Regions from separate parts of the Homo sapiens genome. Here region 2 is linked to region 1. A link is an interaction called in ENCODE POLR2A ChIA-PET data of the cell type or tissue named here. Cell type or tissue: HepG2. All regions are shown on one strand. Links, peaks and the distances in the headings refer to the core of each region. The heading gives the core; the rest is flanking DNA.

Region 1 (4,394 bases), core at 297-4,296:
CTCAGGTGATCCACCCGCCTCAGCCTCCCAAGGTGCTGGGATTACAGGCATGAGCCACCGCAACCAGCCCTTATTACCATTTTCATACTAATTCTTCATTACAGAATGAAGCTATTATTCTACTATAAGCATTTTTCATATGGTAAATATTTTGATCCTTGTGGTAGCCCTGTGATATACATACTATCAATAGTCACATTTTATGGATGAGGAAACTAAGGTACAGTCAGGTTAAGTAACTATTCCTAGAAATCAAGATACCATCATATACCAGGAAAAGGATGGAGCTGGAATTCAATCAACCATTCTGACTGCGGGGCCCATATATATGACTATACATATTGACTGTAATTTGGATGTTATGGATAATAACAATAAAATAAATATCACTCATGACTTCTCCATCTAGAGTTAACCAGTTAGCACTTTGCCATATCCTTGGATATCTTTTGCACACAATAGATACACAATTCAGGGAATAGTTGGAGTTTTTCTGCTTCTAGGTGTGTTTGCCTTCGGGAATGTGTTGTTTACTGTTCTAAATTTATGATGTTTTTCCCCACATTCTCTGTACCCCTGTAAATTCAGTCTAGTGTAAGAGTCACACAAGAGCTGTATGGAGTCAGGTGTGGGTGCTGGCTTGTGGTGCTTACAGTTTGAACTTTGGTTCTATATGATGTTACTTGAAGTATCCTGAAATGGCCGTAGGAAAGTCCTATTAATAAAAACAAAGCTGCCAGTCGTAGAAAACCCTGTGTATTTCCATCCATATGGAGTTTCCAAAGAGTACTGGGGCAGTTTTAGGCTTCTAATTAAAAGCCTGAAATTTTGTAGTTAATTTTCCATTTGGGTGAACTTTACTTATGCAAGTGGTCTTAGAATTAGTATTTAAAGGATTTTTTAAAAAATAATTATATCCTTGGGTTAAATCAAGTTATGGAATATATGTCAGTATTACATGGTTGGTTTGACTCTTAGACTTTGCCCACATGGGCATAGTGAAGTGGAAGAGAGATGCAGTTACTCAAATAAATAAGGAGATTGGACTCCATTTTAACAGCTTCTTGCAGGTCTATAGGTTTCTGAATCACACTCCTAAATGCAATAGGAAGGGGAAGATTTGGGGTATGAATTATTAGTCAGGTTTTAGATACAGCTATAAATTGTTGGTTCTGGTTTTTAATTCACTTTACTAAACTATGTAGAGGGAGCCCAAATCACAATGAATTATTTTTGCCACATAAACATACTTTATTTTCTCCCTGAGCACTTTTTACTTTGTTTTCTGGTAACAGCCTTTGACATAATTCTTAGAAATCTGCTACTCTTGGGAATTGTGGTGTCTCTGGGGTTTCAGTTGGCCCTATTGTTTGGTGAGGGAAACCATAGTGAACCTCAGAGAGGATTCAATAGTAATAAAAACAACAGAAACAAGATTCATATTTCCACAGCTGTTTTCTTATTTGGAGTCTCATAACAACCCTATGAAGCAGACATTGTGATCATGTTTTACAGAGGAGGAAACGAAGCCTCAAAGAGGTTAAGTATCCCCAAAGTCGTATAGCTAGAAGGTGGAGTAAAATTCCTGGCATAAGATAATCAGATTGCACAAGGAACCTCTAAATCTAACTTCTAATTCCCACTGGGTTGTGGCATACTCTCTAGATGGTTTTTATGAGTAGTTGTTAAATATAATTGTCTCTTAGAATTAAATAGAGAAAATCTGGAAAGGTGATTGCCTTCTCACCTTTGGAGAGTACTCAGTCATGTTATTGGGAGTGGGAGTATGTGTGTGTGGAAATGGGATGGAATCTTGGCATTTGTCTTTTTGTTTGTTTGTTTGTTTTTTTAAGACAGGGTCTCACTCTATTACCTGGGCTGAAGAGTGCAGCGGTGCAATCATGGCTCACTGTAGTCTTGACCTCCTGGACTCAAGCAACCTTCCCACCTTGGCCTCCCACCATGCCTGACCGGCATTTGTCTTATGTACATATCCTAGCCATGTCTTTTGCTTCTACTTGGATAAGCTTTTGGTGATTGAGAATTGATTTTGGGGACTGTGTGACGGTATCACAAAGACTATTGTTGGTAACCTTTGTCTCAGTCTGCTTTACTTTAAGGGACAGATTGGGAAACTTGTTTCTTCTTCCTTTTTAAAAGAGGAATGAAAAACACAATTGACTGGCATTTTCTCCTCATCAGCAGCCCTGTGTGACTTCAGTTTGACTTAGCTCCCTTTGTTCTTTACAGGGAACAGAGTAAAATCTCTTCTCAGGTGGCTGGTAAGAGCATATCAGGAGAGAAGTCCCTTATCCTTTTAAAGCAACAGCAAATATTTTTCTTCAGATGAAAGAGAGATTGTGTAATTGTTTTACTCCCTCTGACTTCTTCCCATCAGTAAAGCTTTCTCTTGTTTGAGCTGTTAGTGTGTTTAGGTCCCTGGAAATTGATAGAAATGTTGTTTGGTAATCCTGATCCTTTGATTTTTTTCTTGGTATTGATATTTGTAGCTACTCTTTCCCCTTTCTGAATCCTGTAGGAATCTGAGGTTGCATCACAGTTTTCTGAGTCATACAGTACTTGTGACCTGTATTTTATTGTTCCTCTTGAGTAACAGGAGGTCGGAAGGTCGGTTTTTTTTATTTTTTATTTTTAGGAATTGGACTGCTGCTGTTTCCACCACACCTTGTAAGATTATAAATGGTTTAAGTGTATTTCTTTGAAAGTGCCTTTATATTGCACTGTTAAGACAAAGGACTCTCAAGATGTTTCTTCTGAACTTTTTTATATTGGGTAAAAGAATTGCAGTAGAGGGTTAAGGTAAACTAATAGGAACTGTATTTTTGGCACTTTCCTGGTTAGTAATTAATCACTTATGTGGCAGTTTGACCGAAGGGCTACCCTGGGTTCAGGTCTAGATTTCTGATCCTAATCTATGAGTTGTCAGGGTTACTAAGGAGATGATTTCCTTCCAGTTAGTTCATCCTTAGCCTATTCAGGAAGTTGGCCTGAAAATGTTGATATTTTCAGTACATATTTATGCACTAATAAGTGATGAGAGCTGTATCATGAGGATACAGGCTAGAATTTGTTTCTTTGTCACTCCTTAGGTAACTCTGTGCTGTGTAGGACTAGGAACTTGGTGAGTTTTTTTGTTTTTGTTTTTGTGTTTTTTTTTTGAGATGGAGTCTCACTCTGTCACCCAGGCTGAAGTACAATGGCACGGTCTCAGCTCACTGAAAGTTCCACCTTCCAGGTCCAAGCGATTCTCCCAACTTAGCTTCCCAAGTAGCTGGGACTACAGGCATGAGCTACCACGCCTGGCTAATTTTTGTATTTTTAGTAGAGACAGGGTTTCACTATGTTGGCCAGGCTGGTCTCGAACTTCTGACCTTGTGATCTGCCCGCCTTGGCCTCCCAAAGTGCTGGGATTACAGGTGTGAGCCACTGCACCTGGCCAAACTTGGTGTTTTCTTGCTGTGAAATCTTTCTGACTTTTACATCTTAGTACTCCAGTGAGAGAACTCCTTCAACACAGGCTGTTAATGTTTTTTTCTGTCTGTATTTGGATACATCTGGTTGTGTACTCTTTAGATTGCAGCCTTTTGTGAAATGTAAAGAGCCAATTATTGTTTGGCTTTTTACAATAAATAGTTATTACTTTTTAAAAAAGTGAATGGTGGCCGGGCGTGGTGGCTCACGCTTGTAATCCCAGCACTTTGGGAGGCTGAGGCGGGTGGATCACCTGAGGTCAGGAGTTCGAGACCAGCCTGACCAATATGGTGAAACCCTATCTCTACTAAAAATACAAAAATTAGCCGGGTGTGGTGGCAGGCGCCTGTAGTCCCAGCTACTCGGGAGGCTGAAACAGAATTACCTGAACCCAGGAGGCAGAGGTTGCAGTGAGCCGAGATCGCCCCACTGCACTGCAGCCTGGGTGACGGAGCGAGACTCTGTCTCAAAAAAGAAAAAAAGTGAGTGATGAGGTTTGGGCTTCTGGTAATAATAATTTTTAAAATTAAAAAGTGAAAAAAAAATAGAAACTTGCCTATTAAAATTATTAAATCACCAATAATGCCACTACTGAGAGACAACCATGGTTAGTATTTATTGTATTTCTTTTGTATCCTTTTTCTCCTAATATTTTTTAAACAAAGTTGGGATTAATACTGCATATAGAATTTTGTGTTCTTTTTTCACTTAACATGTACTTACCGCATAATTTAATTTTTTTTTTTTTTTTTTGAGACAGAATCTCGCTCTGTTGCCCAGGCTGGAGTGCAATGGCACGGCTCACTGCAACCTCCGCCTCCCGGGTTCAAGTGATTCTCCCGCCTCAGCCCCCTGAGTAGCTGGGATTACAGGCGCGTACCATCACGCCTAGCTAACTTTTG
Region 2 (4,394 bases), core at 309-4,308, 65 kb after region 1:
TACTGAGGCAGTGGCACTGTCTGACTGTGAGAATGTTACAAGCTTTATCTTATGATTTCTAACCAAGCTGCTGTGACAGCATCAAGGCCATGGGATCTGGCCTTTCCTAAATAGTATGTTTGATCCAACATCAATGCTTAGAAATTCCAGAAACCTCAGTGGTTTCTCTGTCAGACACCAGGACTTCATAGGCTCTGGCCTGGCAGGAGAGCAGACTATACCACAATCTCCTGACAGCCTCATCTGAGGAGGCTCTGGCCCTAGTTGTAAAACAGATGCTGTGGTCCGTGCCTCTCCTTGCCTGGCACTTCTGTGTGGCTTAACCGAAGGCACGTTAAAGCTTTTTTCACTGGCAGATAATAACTTGCTGCCAGACAATACTCTAGAGCTCTTCTCCACCCTTCTTTGTTCCAGACATCTGCCTCCACCACCCCATACAGCACCTCCTGCTTCTCTACTGCCGGCAGATCTCTGTTTCCTTGGCATTTAGCTTTGGGGGAACAGCTGTATGTTGTTTTTTTCTGCCTTGCCTCCAAGACCTCCTTACTTCAATTTCCTGTTTCCTACTTTATGCCTTGTGGTCTGACCCCAAATGGCCTAATTACACTTATGGATGCCTTTGAATATAGGGGCTGTGTTGCAGTGGGCAGCTGTTTACAGATGTGAAATCTGAGAAAATCTATCAAAGGATGCAGAATGCCATTAGGAGAAGGAACTCTAGACTCCCTAGAACCTCACTCTTGAGTTAGATTAGCAGATGGTTTTCATTCACCATTAAACTAGTTTCTACCAATTTTTCAAAATACATATTACAGAGTATTTATTTATCATTCGTTGATATTTTGATGTCCCTCCAGATTCTATTGGCAGTTGTATCATTTGTTTTCTTCTCTTGAGAAAATTCCAATAATAATAATATAGCAACAAAAGCCTAACATTTATTGAGCACTTGCTATATACTAGGGAGTGTTTTACGTGCTTTACACATATTTCGTTTCTGTCTTGCAGTAATCATATGAGATAGGTGCGATTACCTAATTAACAGTGGAGGAAACTGAATCCCAGAGGGCTAACTTGCCCAGAGTAATGCAGCTAAGAAGTAGAAGAATGGAGCCAGTAGTCTCTAAACCACCTTCCCGATCCGCCTCCTCGTAGTTGTTTTAAAGGACAAAACATTAAAATGTCATTCTTTTTCTTAGGACTTTATAAGAGGGAGAGAGCTCCCAGGGAACTTCAGTGTTTTTCTTGTTTGTTTTAATTATTCTATTTAAATGGTTCCTAGACATAGGTTTTTATGATCCAGTGGTGCTTGCTGAGGAAAATCTTATTATGTAACCGCCCTTTTCCTGAGCCTTCTTGCCCTCCTGGATACAGATGTTTTGCTTTTTATTAAACTTACTTGTGATCATGTAATTGAGCTGCTATAATAATAGCTTTCAGAGTGAAAGAGCAATTGACCTTTTAGCAGTAAGCACTCCCAATTTTCCTGGAAAGGCACTTTGTCATGTATGATTGGAATGAGATTGTAATGGTCCCAGAACAATTACATTTAGCAGACATTTGTTCTACAGCTGTCATATGCCAGGCAGTGTTCTAGGTTACCAGAGTGAATAAGACAGACTATGATCCCTGCCTTCCTGTAGCTCCAAGTCTAGGTGGTTAGCCATGACTCAGTCTTACTCCAGACATAAGTGGAACTTTTGCATGGTGAATGGCTTTTTGCAGGGATGAAGCTTGGAAATTTGGCAGACCTGGAGGGACAAAGCAGACACACACCTGCAGTTTTAGGGGGTGTGACCAGTACTGTAGTGCCAAATGAGTCTTCAGTGGACCCTAAGCAAAGCCATTCAGAATCATCAACAAAAATGGGTTTGCGGAAAATCAAGATCCGTTCTACTTCCTCCCACAAGAGACTGAAAGCAATAATAGAAAACAGAAGCTACTATAGAAAAGTGTTATAAGGTGAAGAGTAAGTTATTGCAAAAAGAATTTTTAAAATATTAAAAAATAAAGAGAAAAGTGTTTTGATAGTCTATTATTCATCTCTTCTCCCTTATCTTGGTGCCTTCACCTGCAATTCTGTAGGTTTCTGGTAGCCTCCAATTGGTCATCAACCCAGGCCTTTCCCCATCATCATCAGCAACACAAATTCTAGACCCATACTTAAAGAGCTGTAAGTACATTTAAAGCTATTGCAGCTCTACCAGGTAAAATTGTGGGAGAACATACAAAAGTCTGAGGAGCTCCCCCTGCTGACATTGTAGCAGACCACTAGCTCTGTGTAGTCACAGCAACTGAAATGATGGAAATGAAGCTGAGTGCCTACCGTGGACCAGGTACTGTCTTTCCCACGTTATCTCTTTTCATCTTTGCAACAACCCTGTGAGGTAGGTGGTAGCATTTCCATTCTGTAGGGAAGAAAACTGAGGCTCAGAAAGTTATGTCACTTGCCCAATATCACTGTGAGAGGCTGACCTGGAATTTTAAACCGGGTCTTCCTGACTCTTAGAAGAGTTCTGTTCTGTCGTCTGTGCCATGTTTTGTTTGAGTTCAAGTAGGGAATATCTGCCAAAAGGTTCTTAAGCTTATAATATTTTTCTGCATGTTTGAGGCCTCATAAAAGTGAAATAAGAAGCTTGGCATTTGACAGCTTCCTGGTAATTACTGGAAGAACAAAAAACTTCTGAGGAATAGGGGCCTGGGTAATGTGGGGTATTAGCTGTCTGTCCTGCATAATCTTTTTGACTTTCATCCTAATGAGCATCTGCTCCTAGCAGATGTGGACCTGATATACTTAATTTACTGTTTTGATTAAAATCAATGGGAAGTGTCAGGGTTTTCTTGCTCCTAGCCACAGGTCATTACGGCCTGGTCCAGTGTCTTGAGCAAGAGATGGCTTTGTGCCCAGTTATCCTAATTTCTCTTATGACTCCTTCTTCTTCTTTTTAAATATAAAAAAGAAAAACTGGCCAGGTGCGGTGGCTCACGCCTGTAATCCCAGCACTTTGGGAGGCCGAGGCAGGTGGATCATGAGGTCAGGAGATTGAGACCATCCTGGCTAACGTGGTGAAACCTCATCTCTACTAAAAATACAAAAAATTAGCCAGGCATGTAGGTGAGAATTGAACAATGAGAACACGTGGACACAGGAAGGGGAACATCACACACCGGGGCCTGTTGTGGGGTGGGGAGAGCGGGGGAGGGATAGCATTAGGAGGTATACCTAATGTTAAATGATGAGTTAATGGGTGCAGCACACCAGCATGGCACATGTATACATATGTAACAAACCTGCACGTTGTGCACATGTACCCTAAAACTTAAAGTGTAATAAAAAAAAAAATTAACCGGGCGGTTGCGGGCGCCTGTAGTCCCAGCTACTCTGGAGGCTGAGGCAGGAGAATGGCGTTAACCTGGGAGGCGGAGCTTGCAGTGAGCCAAGATCTCGCCCCCGCACTTGGGCGACAGAGCAAGACTCCGTCTCAAAAAACACAAAAAAACAAAAAAACCTTTTTACTGAACGGTGTCACTTCTCAGTACGACTTCTTTGACCTATTACTTTTTTGGGAGTGTGTTGTTGAATTTTCCCATATTTTGAATTTCCCAAATTTCCTTCTGTTGTTCTCTTATTTAATTTGATCATGGTCTGAGAACATACTTTGTGTGATTTTATTCATTTTAATTTTATTGGAACTTGTTTTATGGCTTAGTATATAGGCTCTTCTAGAGAGTGTTACCCATGTGCTTGAGGAGAATGTGTATTCTGCAGTTATTTAGTGGAGTGTCCTGTAGATGTCGGTTAAATCTACTTGGTCAATATTATTGTTCCAGCTTTGTATATCCTTGCTGATTTTCTATCTAGTTTGTCAGTTATTGAGAGTGGGTATTGAAATCTCTATTATTATTGAATTGTGTATTTTTCCCTTCAATTTTGTCAGTTTTTTTTTTTGTTTTGTTTTGTTTTTTTGAGACAGAGCCTCGCTCTGTTGCCCAGTGATGCAATCTCAGCTCACTGCAACTTCCGCCTCTTGGGTTCAAGCGATTCTCCTGCCTCAGCCTCCTGAGTAGCTGAGATTACAGGCGTGTGCCCCCAGGCCTGGCTAATTTTTGTATTTTTAGTAGAGATGGGGTTTCACCATATTGGCCAGGCTGGTCTTAAGCTCCTGATGTCAAGGGATCTACCTGCCCCAGCTTCCCAAAGTGCTGGAGTTACAGGCGTGAGCCACTGCATCTGGCCCAATTTTGTCAATTTTTGATTAATGTATTTTGTGACTTTGTCATTAGGTGCACATATGTCTACGACTGATATGTGTTCCTGATGAATTAACTATTTTACCATTGTCCCTCTCTGTCTAGTAATATTTTTTGTCTTAAAGTCAATTTTTTCTTATATT

Evidence for each region. Peaks named below come from ENCODE experiments on the same cell type or tissue, not always from the same donor. Only the 100,000 strongest peaks of a DNase experiment are listed, where the experiment ranks them.
Region 2: POLR2A ChIA-PET joins it to region 1 with 5 read pairs; 6 of 35 experiments call an interaction of 5 or more read pairs at or near these places.

The regions. Positions count from the first base shown.
Region 1 is chr11:46,552,530-46,556,923 of GRCh38, reverse strand. All of the region lies in intron 1 of AMBRA1 (autophagy and beclin 1 regulator 1), which reads left to right. Among named protein-coding and RNA genes, the nearest start is that of AMBRA1, 39 kb to the left of the region's middle. In HepG2, for the core only: no CTCF peak of the experiment used is centred there; DNase peaks (open chromatin) are centred at 2,423 and 2,903; H3K4me3 peaks cover 530 bases.
Region 2 is chr11:46,488,017-46,492,410 of GRCh38, reverse strand. All of the region lies in intron 11 of AMBRA1 (autophagy and beclin 1 regulator 1), which reads left to right. Among named protein-coding and RNA genes, the nearest start is that of MIR3160-1, 38 kb to the right of the region's middle. In HepG2, for the core only: a CTCF peak has its summit at 2,255 (motif pointing left); a DNase peak (open chromatin) is centred at 2,240.